Linked DNA regions of Homo sapiens: region 1 is linked to region 2. A link is a loop called in an ENCODE intact Hi-C map of the cell type or tissue named here. Cell type or tissue: CD4-positive, alpha-beta T cell. All regions are shown on one strand. Links, peaks and the distances in the headings refer to the core of each region. The heading gives the core; the rest is flanking DNA. Region 1 has its middle 51 kb from the start of GTSCR1. Region 2 has its middle 22 kb from the start of GTSCR1.

Evidence for each region. Peaks named below come from ENCODE experiments on the same cell type or tissue, not always from the same donor. Only the 100,000 strongest peaks of a DNase experiment are listed, where the experiment ranks them.
Region 1: it touches region 2 in a loop (6-fold over the local background); 4 of 110 quality-filtered maps call a loop at or near these places.

What each region holds. Positions count from the first base shown.
Region 1 is chr18:70,595,433-70,603,777 of GRCh38, forward strand. No RefSeq gene overlaps it. Among named protein-coding and RNA genes, the nearest start is that of GTSCR1, 51 kb to the right of the region's middle. RefSeq lists an enhancer at 3,475-3,554. In CD4-positive, alpha-beta T cell, for the core only: a CTCF peak has its summit at 3,602 (motif pointing right); a DNase peak (open chromatin) is centred at 3,609.
Region 2 is chr18:70,669,275-70,677,619 of GRCh38, forward strand. No RefSeq gene overlaps it. Among named protein-coding and RNA genes, the nearest start is that of GTSCR1, 22 kb to the left of the region's middle. In CD4-positive, alpha-beta T cell, for the core only: no CTCF peak of the experiment used is centred there; DNase peaks (open chromatin) are centred at 3,077 and 3,577; H3K27ac peaks cover 3,639 bases.

The DNA.
Region 1 (8,345 bases), core at 133-8,132, 74 kb before region 2:
CACTGCCATGCTGGAGAGACCACCTGTAGGTCCTTTGATTGACCATCCCAGTTGATCTCAGACTCCTAACTATCCTGTCCAAGGTCCACACATGTGAGTGAAGGTTCCTGGGATGCTCGGGACTAGCCTCTGTGCCAACTGAGTACCACAAAGGGACCTCAGCTGTCAGTGCCCTATGGAGCATAAGAACCTAGCCTGGCTCTAGTTCCTCACCCACAAGGTCAGATAAAATAAAATGAATGGATGGGTTTAAGCCAAAAAGTGATGGGGTAATTTGTTAGTTAGCAAAAGGCAAAATTGCCTGTCTAAAATCGTTTAATATGAAGACACAAAGAACTCATAAAAACAGAAAATGATGTTAATACGGAGAATACCTACAAAGATGATCTTTCCATTATCTTTATGAGATCATCTTATTTAATATAACTGAACCTGAACATTAGATCAAAGACGTAGTATTTGACAGAAAAGCAATTTACTAATTTTCTCCTCGGGAACACATTTTATTGTATTCTCAAACCCTTTGCCCCTTGCCAAAATAGTTGTAAATTCTGATTACTGTTGTTTAAACAATTATTTAGTTTCTACCTACTCTATAGGGATTTATAATGCATTAGTGGATTCAAATATATGAGATGATTCTGGTGTAGAGGCAAAGAGGATATTATAAATCAATGAACATGCACTAAACTCATTTATGAGTGAAGCATAGTATTTGTAAGCAAAGGAAAAGTTCATTGACTTGCGTTTGGCTCTATCAGATTTGTAAACATTAAGGATGTTTAAGGTGAGTGAAAAGTCGAACTTCAGGGCTAGAATTTCTTGTTTTTCTTAAAGCTTATATTCCAACACTGTTTGACATGTACAATAATGGCAACCACATTGCCTCATGTTGCTTTTGGAGTCAAAGGGGATTGTGTGCTTCAAAGATGACTACTGCTATTTAGATCCTTTGTGGGAGGAGTTAAACTAGTGGAAAAGGAATACGTGCTAAAGAGTTAATGATGTTTTTCAGAAACTGCTAACCAAATTTTGTGCATTTGTAGCAGCGTGAAAGAAACATTTCAGTTTATAAAGGCGAGCTTGTGCTTTCAACTTAAAGTATTGCTCTGTCAGAAACATTTGCTTTTCTAAAGCTTCTATGGTATTAATAAAAACATTTGTAGTGTAACTTGATGCTTATAAAAGTGTCTCAATGAACAGGTTTACAGATATTCTTCGTTATACCTTAAAATTCCTTGTTGAGATTTGTTATTTTGTTTTGTTTTGTTTTTTAAGCTCCTGGCTGCTAATCTTTGGGTTATTTTTCAGTTCTTCAGCATACTCATCAGAGAGTGAGTGGTCAGTGAAAATAAAAGAGGGCGAAACAGAAAACAATTAATTTACCTTTTTTGCTAAAACAGTTTTAATGGTGTATAATGCTGAAACTGACAAGATCTCTCAATTACTGTTATATTTCACTTTCCGTACAGCAAGAATTGCTTAATTATATTAGTTTCCCTTTAATTTAATGGATTTGTAAAAGAAAAGCACCTCTAATGAATACACAATCAATTTTGTGATTCTTCTTTTTACAATTTGCATTTAACATAGCATCTTGATCATAATAAACATTTAATCATATTTGCTGAGTAAAATTATTAAAATCATCAATTTTAAAATATTTTAGAATTACCAAAGGAGTATCAACATATGAAATATGTATACAGTTTAAATGTTCATCCAGGGAAGTTATTAATGCTGTGATATGGTTTGGCTCTGTTTCTCCACCCAAATCTCATCTTGAAAGGTACTCCCATAATTCCCACGTGTTGTGGGAGGAACGCGGTGGGAGCTAATTTGAATCATGGGGGCAGTTTCCCCCATACTGTTCTCATTACAGTGAATGAGTCTCATGAGATCTGATGGTTTTATCAGGGATTTCTGCTTCTGCATTGTCCTCATTTTCTCTTGCCACCACCATGCAAGAAGTGCCTTTTGCCTCCAGGTGTGATTCTGAGGCCTCCCCAGCCATGTGAAACTGTAAGTCCAATTAAACCTCTTTTTCTTCCCGGTCTTGGGTATGTCTTTATCAGCAGCATGAACACGGACTACTACAGTAAATTGGTACCAGTAGAGTGGGGCATTGCTGAAAAAATATCCAAAAATGTGGAAGCAACTTTGGAACTGGGTAGCAGGCAGAGGTTGGAACAGTTTAAAGGGCTCAGAAGAAGATAGGAAAAATGTGGGAAAGTTTGGAAACTCCTACAGATTTGTTGAATGGCTTTGACAAAAATGCTGATAGTGATATGAACAATAAGGTCTAGGCTGAGATGGTCTCAGATGGAGATGAGAAACTTGTTGGGAACTGGAGCAAAGGTGACTCCTTTATGTTTTAGCAAAGAGACTGGTGGCATTTTGTCTCTGCCTTAGAGATTTGTGGAACTTTGAACTTGAGAGAAATGATTTAGGGAATCTGGCAGAAGAAATTTCTTTTTCTTTTTCTTTTTTGAGACGAAGTCTTGCTTGGTCGACAGGCTGGAGTGCAGTGGCGCAATCTTGGCTCACTGCAACCTCCACCTCCTGGGTTCAAGTGATTCTCCTGCCTCAGCCTCTCAAGTAGCTGGGACTACAGGCACCTGCTACCATGCCCGCTAATTTTTGTATTTTTAGTAGAGACGGGGTTTCACCATGTTGGTCAGGCTGGTCTCAAACTCCTAACCTCAGGTGATCCACACAACTCAGCCTCCCAAAGTGCTGGGATTACAGGTGTGAGCCACCGCTCAGCCAGGTGGAGGAAATTTCTAAGCAGCAAAGCATTCAAGAGGTGACTTGGGTGCTGTTACAGCATTCTGTTTTAAAAGGGAAACAGAACATAAAAGTTTGGAAAATTTGCAGCCTGACGATGTAGTAGAAAAGAAAAACCCATTTTTTTTGAGGAGAAATTCAAACTGGCTGCAGAAATTTGCATAAGTAACAAGGAGCCAAATAATCCCTTTGGATTAATTTGGAAAATATTTATTTTCCAAATATTAATGGGAAAAATGTCTCCAGGGCATGTCATAGGTCTTCATGGCAGCCCCTCCCATCACAGACCCAGAAGCCTGGGAGAAAAAAAATGGTTTCATAGGCCAGGCCCAGGTTCCCCATGCTGTGTTTAGCCTAGGGACTTGGTGCACTTAGTCCCAGCTGCTCCAGCTGTTGCTAAAAGGGGCCAAGGTACAGGTCAGCCCATGGTTTTAGAGGTTGCAAGCCCCAAACCTTGGCAGTTTCCACATGATGTTGAGCCTGCAGGTGTGCAGAAGTCAAGAACTGAGGTTTGGGAACCTCCACCCAGATTTCAGAAGATGAATGGAAATGTTTGGATGCCCAGGCAAAAGTTTGCTGCAGAGGCAGGGCCCTCATGGAGAACCTCTGCTAGGGCAGTGTGGAAGGGAAATGTGTGGTCAGAGCCCCCACCCAGAGTCCCTAGTGGGGTGCTGCCTAGTGGAGCTGTAAGAAGAGGCCATCGTCCTCCAGAGCCCAGAATGGTAGATCCACTGACAGCTTGCACCGTGTGCCTGGAAAAGCCACAGACACTCAACACCAGCCCATGAAAGCAGCCAGCAGGGGGCGCTGTATCCTGCAAAGCCACAGTGGCAGAGCTGCCCAAGACTATGGGAACCTACCTCTTGAGTCAGTGTCACCTGGATGTGAGACATGGAGTCAAAGGAGATCATTTTGGAGCTTTAAAATTTGACTGCCCTGCTAGATTTTGGACTTGCATGGGCCCTGTAACCCCTTTGTTTTGCCCAATTTCTCACATTTGGAGTGGCTGTATTTACCCAATACCTGTACCCCTATAGTACCTAGGAAGTAACTAGCCTGCTTTTGATTTTACAGGCTTATAGGCAGAAGGAACTTGCCTTGTCTCAGATGAGGCTCTGGACTGTGGACTTTTGGTTTAATACTGAAATGAATTAAGGCTTTGGAGGACTGTGAGGAAGACTTGATTGCTTTTGAAATATGAGACATGAGATTTGGAGGGGACAGGGGTGGAAGGAAGGATATGGCTTAGCTCTGTGTCCCCACCGAAATCTCATCTTGAATTGTACTCCCATAGTTGCCTCATGTTGTAGGAGGAACCCGGTGGGAGATTATTTGAATCACGGGGGTGGTTTCCTCCTTACTGTTCTCATGGTAGTGAATAAGTCTCATGAGATCTGATGGTTTTATCAGGGGTTTCCACTTCTGCATCATCCTCATTTTCTCTTGCCAGTGCCATGTAAGAAGCACCTTTTGCCTCCTGCCATGATTCTGAAGTCTCCTCAGCCATGTGGAACTGTAAGTCTAATTAAACCTCTTTTTTTTCCCAATCTTGGTTATGTCTTTATCAGCAGCATGAAAATGGACTAATACACACTATAACAAGAAGAATTTAGGTATATTAGTTTCAAATATATGAGCACAGAAATGGGAATTTCAAGATTTTTGGAGATGCTAATTTAATAGAACTTTTGAAATTTCATAAGCATGCATTGTCCCTTGAAAAGTAGTAACTGCTTGACAAATGCAGATTTTTATTATTACTGACATTTTGAGAAAATATCTGCAGCTGAAGATCCTGCAATTGTGAAAAATGTCATAAGTTTTTCATACACCCAGTTCTTTTGTCACAAAGTATGATCAGATTTTCTGCTTAGAAAGTGTTTTTGGCTGAATAGGTTATAGTCTACCCTGTATGTAGGCACAGTGAAAAAATGACAGGTAGCTTTCTAACGTCTTTTTGAAAATAAGTCTTTATATCAGAATATTGACAATAATGCTATAACTGTTACAATATGGGGACAAAAGTAACTTAATTATAACTTTTCAAAAATGTTTGTCATTTATACAGCTTTTTATCTGAAAAATGATGGACAATCATATGGAAAACAAAATTAGTAGAATGCAATTTAGAGACAGATAAGAAAAAAGTTCTTCAATAAAATAATTTAATGGTATTCAGGAAAATGCAAATGTGAGAGTCTGTGCAATGTCACGTAGCTCTATTCTGTCAAACTTGAAGATAAATATCTCAAATTATGATAATTGAATGTTTGAATACCCAAGTTTCATATACCCATAAATCTTAACATTTTATACTTGGCCTTTAGGAAGTTAGTATATCCCAGCAAAAATCTTTTATTTTTATGATATATATTTATTACACTAACATGTATATAAAACTTACCAGTTTAACCATTTTTAAGTGTATAGTCTAGTGGCAATAAATACATTCACATTGTTGTGCAGCCATTATCACTATCCATCTCCAGAACTTATCTTTCCAAACAGAAACTCTGTACCCATTAAACAATAACTCCCCATTCCCTTCTCCCCCAGCCCCTGGTAACTAACTACCAGTCTACTTTCTATCCCCATGAATTTAGCTACTCTAGAGGGCTAACACATTTAAGAAGAATCCTAGAATGTTTACCCTTTTGTGATTGGCTTATTTCACTTAGCATAATGTCTTCTAAGTTATTTCATGTTGTAGCACATATCAGAATTTCCTTTCTTTTAAAAACTGAGTAATATTTCGCTGTATGGATATGCTACATTTTTTTTCTCTTTTTTTAAATTTTATTTTAAGTTCTGGGATACATGTGCAGAATATGCAGGTTTGTTACATAGGTATGCATGTGCCATGGTGGTTTGCTGCACCTATTAACCCATCATCTAGGTTTTAGGCCGTACATGCATTAGGTATTTGTCCTAATGCTCTCCCTCCCCTTGCCTCCCATCCCCGACAGGCCCCAGTGTGTGACGTTCCCCTCCCTGTGTCCCAGCAGACACCTGATTTGCTTCCATCTTTTGGCTATTGTGAATGCTGCTGTGAACTAGCTGTATAAATATCTGAGTCCTTGCTTTCGATTCTTGTGGATATTTACCCAGAAGTATAATTGTCATATCATATGGCAATTCCATATTTAATTTCTTGAGGTTCTGCTATGCTATTTTCCACAGTGGTTGCACCATTTTATCCCACTAGCAAATACACAAGGGTTTAAATTTCTCCACATCTTTGCTAATACTTGCTATTTTATTTTATTTTTTGATAACAGCCATCCTAATGGGTGTGATGTGGTATTTCATTGTGGTTTTATTTGTACTTCTCTAGTGATTAGCGATGTTGTCTTTTCACATGCTTATCAGCCATTTGTATATCTTCTTTGGAGAAATGTCTATTCATGTTCTTTGCCTATTTTTTTAAAGCAGTTTGTTGTTGTTGTTGTTGTTGAACTGTCAGAGTTCTTTCTTTTTTCTTTTTTAGAGGTAAGGTATCACTTTGTCAACCAGGCTGGAGTGCAGTGGTGCTATCATAGCTCACTGCAGCATTAGACTCCAAGGCTCAAGTGACCTTCCAGTCTTAACCTCCAGAGTAGTTGGAATTAACAGCCTCGAGCCACTGTACAGGGCTACTAGGAGTTCTTTATGTATGTTCTGGATATTAATCTTATATTAGATATATAATTTGCAAATATTTTATCCTGTTCCTTGGGTCTTCTTTTCATTCTTTTGATAATGTCCTTTGGTACATAAAAAGTTTTTAATTTTGATAAACTTCAATTTATTTGTTTTTTTCTTTTGTTGTCTTTGCTTTTGGTGTTATACCCAAGAAAGACTTGCCAAACCCAATGTAATGAAGCTTTTCCTCTATGTTTTCTTTTAAGAGTTTTATAGTTTTAGCTCTTACATTCAGGTCTTTGATCGATTTTTGAGTTAATTTTAGTATACGGTATACATTAAGAGTACAGCTTCATTCTTTTGCATGTGGATATACAGTTTTTTCAACACTATTTATAGAAAAGAATGTCCTCTTTCCATTGAATGGTCTTGGCACCCTTGTTAAAAATCCTTTGACCGTAGATATGAGGATTTATTTCTGTGCACTGTATGCTATTCCACTGGTCTATTTGTCCTCCATGTGCCAGTACTGCACTGTTGTGATTATAGTATTTTTGTAGTAAGTTTTGAAATCATGACATATGGGACCTCAAACTTTGCTATTTTTTTTTTCTTTTCTTTCTCTTTTTTTATTGAGACAGGGTCTTATTCTGTTGCTCAGGCTGGAGTGCAATGGTGCAATCACAGCTAACTGTAGCCTTGACCTCCTGGGCTCAAGTGATCCTCTTGCCTCAGCCTCCCAAGTAGCTAGGACTACAAGTGTGTGCTATCACGCTGAGCTATTTTTAAATTTTTTGTACAGATGGGGTCTCCTTATGTTGCCTAGGCTGCTCTTGAACTCCTGGGTTCAAGCAATTCTCTCACCTCAGGCTCCCAAAGTACTGGGATTACAGGCCACGCCTGGCTGATCTTTTTCAGTGTTGGTTTGACTATTCCATACGCCTTGAGAGTCCATATTAAAGGTAGATTTTTCTATTTCTGTAAAAAAGTCATTTGGATTTTGAGTAAAATTCTCTTTTTAAATGAGTATTTACATATGGGATGCTTTGGCAGAAAGAAGTTAAACATTTTGACTTTTATATTCTTTAATGATAGATCATGAGATACTTCCAATCTCAACAAAACATGTTAATATCTACAATTTTCCTCATCCAGAGACAAAAAAAAGATTTTAATTCATGCTTTTGTCTCCAACTGTGCATCTAAAATAGTTCTACCCTGGGTCTGGGGAGACAGAATAATGAGTGCTCAGAGAACTTAGAAGTCTTCTGATTGCTCTTTGCACTTGTTTATTTCCATGCATCCTCCAAATTCTGGCTAAACGTGGGGAACAAATGAATGTATGAATAGCCAGCAGCCCCACAGGGTCGGGGAAAACACTCAACCAGAGAGACATGAGATTCATTTACTTTTCTTTTAATATTGTTTCATTGTGTCTTCTTTAGCTGTGGAGTTAAATATGGTTTTTGTTTCAATACAGTAAGCAATGGATTTACAGGAAATCACTGATAGAGACTCCTAAAAGTTTTCTCAAATATCCACTGTAAAGATTGAGGAGAGAGGGATTGGGGGAGTCATGAACCAGAGTCACAGGAGCCTAAGTTCTGACCTCGCTGGTATAGATCTCTTCTCTCCATTTCCTTTTTTTCTCTATCTCTAAACATTTAATCTTGAATTTGTTTTGGATAATTTTTCATAATCATAAACGGTTAGCACTAAAAGGCATCTCCGTAATTTTTAATCTTACCTACCTTAATTATTTTAAATATAAAACAGGCACATGTTTCTCAGTATTATTTCTCTTATGTTCTGAGAGAAGAGAAACCTCATAGTCCCTCATTATTTCAAATCGAATTTACAATGTTCCTTTTGTGCTGGTTCATGCTATTTGTGTTTTCTGTGTGTCAACCCTGACTTCCTGTTTATGATACAAGGTC
Region 2 (8,345 bases), core at 81-8,080:
GACTCCTTCTCCAATCTCAGAGCAAGGTTGGGGCTGAGCCCAGGTGCTGTTGCAACTTAGCTGGGTGTGCACACACTCATGGCAGTGCTGATACACCAGCCCCCTGCTGTCTCAGCCCCCTCCAGACTTTGGGCACCAAGGAGCACAGGAGGAAGGCTAAGCAGGGACTGAGGGCAGTTCAGTGCTGGCCTGCAGGGACCCCTTTTCATGAACAGCCTGATCTCCATGAATGGGGGCAGGAGGCAGACAGGTGCCTGAGTAGAAAGGGCAAGTCCTTAGTGAAGCCTCACCTTCAAGCTGGATAGGGCCTAAAGCCTGGGGCCCGGGCTGCCAGTCCCACAGACCAGAGTGGGAACTTGTGGTGCTTTTTCTAGGCCCATCCATGGCAACCCATGGACCAATCGGTGTGCACTTCCCTGCTCTGAGGCCCATAAACACCCTGGACTCAGCCTGACTTGTGGAGATTATTGGATGACTGGATGTGGAGAGGAGCTACCCACTCCATGGTCTCCTTTCTGCTGACAGCTGAACACTTATCGAGACACCCTGCCTACAGAGAGGAGCTACCCAATTCAGTTCTCCTCTGAGCTGTTCTGTCACTCAATAAAGCTCCTCTTCACCATGCTCACCCTCCACTTGTCTGCACACCTAATTCTTCCTGGACACAGGACAAGAACTTGGGAGCCACCACATGGCAGGTCTAAAAGAGTTGTAACACAAACTGAAACATGCCCCTTGCTCATCATGTTGTGGATGACAAGAAGGAGAGAAGAGAGAAGAGCTGTGGCCCTCTGGGGAGCCCAGACCTGGGAACTCTCAGAGCCTGCATTCCTGGCATCTCCAAGCTTCCATGTGCCACTCAGTTCCCCAGTGCCACCTGTGGAAGCTGCTTGTGGTACACCTGGACCAGCTGCAGCCTTGTAGGGATCCAGCACCCATGCTGGCACCTGGAGTTGCCTACCCTGCCACAGCCAGCATGCCTGGTTTTGTGTAGTGGCTGAACCCCAAATGGGGCTGAAGCCAAGTCCCCAGGGGCATGGGCTGCTTTTGAATCTATAGCCAGGACTACTGTCAGCAGGCCTATCACCAGGGCATGGGCCTGCCCTTTCAAAGTGGGCTTTCTTATTCTTGGGCTCCATCAGGGTTTCACAACCTCCTACCTGGATCCCAAGGCTCCCACAAAGGCACTTTTGTCCACGGGTGGCTGGAAAATTGTTGCTTCTGTAGGGGGATGATGGCTGGGGACCTCCTATTTCTCCATCTTTGTCTCTGTTAACTATTCTTTAAAAATGCCAAGATGTGGGGGCTTTGTTGTCTGTATTTTTTTGCTCTCTTAATTGCTCTGAAAAGAAATAGTATGAAAATAATAAACTTCATTGAAACCAGAGCTAAGGACAGTTTGGCCTATCTCTACACAACTTGCATTGTGGAGTTCACAGCGTTGTTCATAAAAATAAAAAACAAATAAGATCAAGGCTACCACTAAATTCAGCTATCACACTAAGAGCTCATTCTATTGAGGGAACTTTTATGTAATGGAAAAGCACCTTCAGCATAGCCTTGGAGTGCGATCTCTACTCCTTGCAGTAGGTGAACATCATCTTTCTCAATGAGTATTCTAGAATCACAGAATTTGGATTACAGGAGAATCCTTAAAGGGCACCATGAATTTAAGGTCGTATGTGCTTTCAACTCAATTTCCAGTTAAACAATGCCCACACCCAGGGCTGTTCAGCTGAATCAGGAAGAGTGTTTAGAATCCATCTTTGAACTCAGCTTAGTCATGTGGACTCTCTGTCCCTGCTGAGGCTTCAGCTACATCGATGATTGTGCACCCCCCAGATACCCTTTTCAGTCACCTGGTATCATTCTATTTGTTTTAAAGTGGACAGCGTAGTTCTCAAAGTTAAATGACCCAACTCTATTCATTTGACTGTTCTGGGATTAGATTCTGGTCATGGCCCCTGGCTTCTAACTACTTAGGTTTTTAATGCAGACCTTGTACTAAGCTGATAGTGCAATTCCTAGAGTATTTTATAACATTTCCATCTAAGAAGTCCATTTCCAGTGAGGTCAATGCCTTTAGTATTCATTGCTTAGCTCTAAACTTGTATGTAAATTGGAGATTAAAAAAATCCTTAATTTAAAATAGTGATCTGGTAGACTCTATGCTTCTAAAATTTGTCCATGAATCCTCCTCTTTTATAGGTCCTCCTAGCAGGTAATATAAAGTGGAAAAACATGTATGTAAATTTTATACTGTGATACTCCCTGTTGCACAGTTTCTCCAATTTAAAATGACTTGATGCATGAGAGAAAGGAGAGCTAACATTTCATTTGTGCCTTTTCTCAGATGATAGAATAGATACAAAAAGATCATCATAATAAGAACATCCATGAGAATGAAGCTGACTTATTTTTACAAACCTTACATAAACCTTGAATTTTCCAGGGAAACAGGGAGTCACAAAAAGGCAGTGAGGTTTTGAAGAACAAAAATCTAATGGCCTAATAAAGATATAAACAAAAATAATAAAATATTAACTTGGTTTCTTCATCTTTGAAGTAACCAAGTTGGATGTTGGGTCAGATTATACCTCTAATGTAATATAATTTTACACTTCTTTGTTCACTACCAACAATATATGCCATAAAAATGTCTAGTCGAGAGGTATCTTAAAGAACCACTGGAAACGAGATATAGAACTTTAGACTTAACCACCATGAATTCCATAAATAACTGTCAAAACCTATACACAGGTGATCTCTTTAATAAATTGAGAACTGAGAATTGTTTTTGATGAAAGTTTCATGAGTCTCTGTAGCCCCGGGGTTCTGAGCCCATGAGTCGAAGGACTTTTTGACTTTACGTAATGCTGGAGCAATACCTTTAGAAGAGGACAAATCCATTTAAAATAAGCTCTCTGCAAATGCCACAGCCTGCATTTTCAACCTGTGGGCTGTCACACAGACATGACTGGGCCTCGTAGTATATGCCACCAGCAAAGTGCAGCACCTGTGAGGCACACACCTTCAGTTTATGTGAACCTGAATCAGGCATGAGCATGCACACCCAGACGTGCAATGGAAATAGCAGCACAGCACCGCTGGGCTCTCACTAACCCCGCATATGGGAGTGACAGCTGTTACTTGTGCTTGGAGCAGATTCTCTAAGCATATGGTAACTGTGGTAAGGATAGTAATCTCTGCTCTAACAGTTGGTTTGGCATAAGGGATTATTGTTGGGAAGCATTTCTTCCTTTTTTAACTAAAAAATTGCAACTGGTATCACTATTTTTGATTTAAAGATATTTTCAGCCTCTGCCACTGTACCGTATCACACAACAATGCAGAAGTGTTCCATCAAGATTGTGCTGAACTTCATAAGAGCGATTTCATAAATATATGCACTTTTGAAAAAGGAGCCATAAAATGAAATTGTGGTTGTTCCAGAACAATCTCTGTCAAGGGTGATGTTCACTCCCGAGCCTCTGATCACCATCCTCAATAATAACAATAAAATTGCCAACTGTGACCTCCTAACAGACTTGTGGTTTCCTGTTATTGCTAATGTTCTGTCTGTGGAAGGCAGACGCAGTTTCTCTCAGGTGCACCATTAAATTAGGTGACAGAGTGCTACTGCGTGACTGGTAACATATTGAAGGGAAGATCAAGGAATGCTGCAAGATGGCCCAGGGAGATGTATCAGAAACGAACCCTTTCATTTTCCAAGCATGAAGCTCCTATCAGAGACTGTTGTGAATGCCCATGAAAATCATAATTTATCATTTAGGGTGCTTCTGAGATAAATCTTATCACAGATTTTTCTTCATTTTCTTTCTCCTCCAACATTATCAAGATTACCAAGGATGATGTTGGGATAAGAAGATTGCTGACACCAAAGAGTGAAAATCTATGCTTTCAGGTTGTCTTTACTAAGCACAAAAGCCCTCAGAAAGAATAAATTAGGCTAACTTATTAGCCTAATTTAGCTGGAGACACATTGACAGCAAACTGAATCTTGAAGTTTCTCAGTGGAATATATGGGGTCATATATTCTACCGTGAACAGCATTGGAGATTTTAACAGGACAAAGAAAATCCTCTGATTACTTATGCTCTGTTCTACTTGATCCAATGATGTCCTCTGTACATGGTTGTGTTCCAGGACCCAGATGTAGAGGACAGGGCAGAACTGTACTCTCTGAGCTTTTTACCCTCAGTTTTCTATGAAAGCCTAGCTTTTCTACATTACCGAGCTTCATGATTTTTTTTTAACTTCTCTTGAAATATAAATCCAATTTTCACTTAATAGGGCCTTCTACTGTTTTTTCATTTGCATTCTCTTCCTTGAAGATTGTATTCACTTTTGTTACTGTAACTATCACATCCACGTGAGTGGCTCCCAAATCCATCCCTGGGCTCACTTTCTACTCTTCCAGGCCTGTCTCCCACCAAAGCTCTTTCACCGAACTTGACTGGTGAAAACTACCAAAAGTTTTATGTTTCTAGGCTCCATGATGCTCCTTCAGTCTTCAGCGTCATTTCCTGGTTCCTTTCTTGTTAGAAATTCTGCCTATCTTTAAGCACAACAGTATTATGGAACCTGTATCACCCAGTTCAGTTGATATTAAAAATATGTTTTAATCAGCGTTACATGGTGTCTATTGCTAGTCTGAGCTAATGCAAGCCTGTATGTTGCTGGGCAGCACTGTTGAATGTCAGCTCTGCATATCACACGTCTTGACATTTGTGTTTACAAGTCTGTCTCTCCCACCAGACTTGTCATGCTGAAAGTTTCCTGATGTCTAGGCCTCATTCACATGTTAAATCTTGATCATGTTCACGGTGCATAGGTACTTAAACGGCCGTTTGAATTCTAGTGAGTGAATAATATTTCTTGATTCTATGGCTTTGTTTCTGTCATTCGAGCCTTATTTCACATTTACTGTTTATATATTGTATTCCTATGTTGATTTATATTGACCCTTTTCCATATGGACTAATGTCAAATGTCTATTTTGGTAGCTTAATATTCCATATTTCAAGCTGTTATTCCTCCTTAAAAGGATAATATTGAATGATAATTACAACATCTGATCAATTTCCTATTATTCTGAAATCTGACATCCAAATTCTAGATAAAAATCTTTTATATCTCTGTGTTAAATGGAATAAGCCAAGAGTGAAACTCTGAAATATTTCTAAAACATTTTTTTCTTTCTCTTTTAAAACATTTCTATATCAACCCACTGATTAAGATTTTTATGGCAGGCTGTACACCCTGCTATGTGTATATGTAACTCTATTGACTCTAGTATATATTTATCAATACAGGTTGAGTATCCCTTATGTGAAATGCTTGGGACCAGAAGTGTTTTGGATTTCAGATTCTGGAATATTTGCATATATATAATGAGGTATCTTAGGGATGGTACCCATGGCTAAGCATAAAACTCATTTATGTTTCATATATACCTTATAAACATAGTCTAAAGGTAATTTTATACAATAGTTTTATTAATTTTGTGCATAAAAAATTGTGTTAAGTACTTACATGTGGAATTTTCTGCTTGTGGTATCATGTCAGATTTCTAAGGCTTTGAAGATTGAAGCATTTTGGATTTCAGATTTTCAGATTAGGGATGCTCAATCAGTATATTACAAAAAATCTTTTTCACGTGTCCTATGGGAATTGAGACACAGCATGTCTATATGTTCAAATCTTGAGCTTATAAATATAGTTATTATAAGATTATTGAAGAGAGGAGTCTGAGATAACTGGGCATGGCTGGCATGTCTTCTTCCTTGAGGCTCTGCAACCATCTGTCATTGTTTGATTCTGGAGCATATTTCCTGGGGCTTTGCATTACGGTTCTGCAAAGAAACAGAACCAATAGGATATACAGATCTATAAGAGGAAATTAATTATGGGACTTGGCTCATGGAATTATGGATGCCAAGAATTCTCACAACATGACATCTGCATGAGAACTAGGAATTCTGTGGCGTAATTCAGTCCGAGTCCCAAGAGCTGAGAAGGAAGGGAGCTGATGGTGTCACTCCCAGACAGAGACCAAAACCTGAGAATGGGGGTGGGAGGGAGGTTGGTGTGTAAAGGGATGGGGGAAGGGTGTGAGGTTGTTGGTGTAATTTCAAGGCCTGAAGTCTGAAGGCCTGAAACCAAGAGCTTGGAGGTTCAAGGGCAGGAGGATAGATGTTCCAGCATAAGGAGAGAGTGAATTCACACTTCTTCTGCCTTATTTTTCTATGCTGGCCTTCCATGGATCGAATGCTGCCCACCATCTTGGTACCCAGTAGGTAGGTGTCATTCAGTCCTTTACTAGTCTACTGATTCAAATGCTAATCTCTCCCAGAAACACCTTCATGGACACACCCAGAATTCATGTTTTACCAGCTCTCAGGGCATTCCTTAGCCCAGTCCGATTGACATATAACATTGACCATAAAATAACAGACCCTTTAGATATAAGACCACTGGCCCCAGTTGTCACCATGATAGATACTTGAAAATATTAATTTCCCAAGCAGAGAACATGGATATCACATATAAGACTTAAGGGTTAATACCGAGAAGATAAATGCAAGGAGTTGGTGAGTTGAGATTGAGCGTAGACAGCAAGTCCAGCAGGTGTAAACAAGAGCAGCTCGTTCTGAGAAAGTTTCTTCATAAGTGGATCATGTGAGAAGTGATCATTGTCATCTCCTGACCATATATATGCCATGCATATCCATGACCCAACCTTTCTTTAATGGACAGTCCATGATTCTCCATTGTCCATTTGGACTGAAATTGAACATTTGCACACTCTTTTTTGAGACGGCCCCTCCATTAGAATCATATAGCACTTTCAATTCTTAGCCATCTTTTCTCCCAGAAAATGAAAATGACATGTGTATAACAAATTCAACTATGGGCTTCCTGGAGTCCCTGTGCACTCACATATTCATACCTGTTCTTGCCTTCTAGGGCACCATGCCAGTTTTTCATACCTTGCACCAGAGCTTTAGATTGCAGAAGTCACCTTGTTTAGCAAGTTCTAATACATTGCACAGAGTGTTCAATTAGGCCCACTTTATTTGATTTTATTTTTAATTCTGAAAAAGAACCTTAAACATGACCCTCAAAAAAGTGTCTTAACCTTTAGAAAACATGTCTAGAAGCAGAGGAAATTAAGGCATCCACAGGATTCCCTTGAGCAACAATGGAAGCCTCAACTGTGAAAACTCTGACAGCTCTTCCTGGTTACCATGGTGAGAGAAGGCTTTCTTGTTCATAGGCCATTAACAGGATGCTCATGTTCTTCAAGGTTTTATATTAATTGTTTGGTGTACCTTCCTCTCCTCCTACATAATGTAAATGTGTTGAACCAGGGCATAAACCTTACCTAAGGAATGGTGAGCTGAGCCTTTAAGATGAACAAGACTTCTCCTTCCACTTATCTAAATTCTGTGTGTACAGTAAATGTGCTATGCATCATTATTCCATCTCTATTATATGTTTACAAGCACCTCCAACCATTTCCAATATTTCCTTTTAAAATAATATGTATCCTGTGGCCTGACTTGCAATACAAAACCATAGAATTAATGCTGCCTGACTGTGGAAGCTTTGTATGTGATGGATAAGGCACTTAGAACTGATGTACCTTGCACCTTCATTTCAAAGCAATACTTCTGTTTCATAAAACACATTTACTATGCAAAACCAGTTTTTACATCCTGATTTTTCATTGCTATTTGGGATATCCTATGAACATTAAACAATTCTTATCTTTCTTTTTTCTCAGCCGCTGATAATTATTTCACTTTCTCTCCCTAAAGTCTACCCTAACATCTTTTGAACAAGTGCTCCTTTTTTGATATCACCTTTGTATGAGTACATGAAAAAAATCCCGATCATATCCTATAGTAATTTCTTTTCTTTAGTCTTATCATTTGTTAAGTGAAAAGTAATGAGAGGGCATTAATAATAAAGGCAATATTGAAATGAGCAGAACGAATTGGGCTACAATTATATTGTTACCACACAACTGTGTTTCTTCTATTTTCCCATTGAGGCACAGTAAGTATTTCTGGAAGAAAAAAAAAAGAGATAACACTTTACATAGAATTTATAGGTGTCTGTTATAACCTCTGGATTCCAAAGCTGAGGATTACTTACCATATGATGATCTGCTCAATAAATGAGAAAAAGACCTAAATTCATAGCTCCTGGGAATCCCTGGGCAGTTGGGTAAGATAATTTCAGCAGAGAGTTTGGCTTTAATAGAAGCTATTTGTTAGTGATTAAAGGAAATTTAACTGTAAAACCTTATCTGAAGT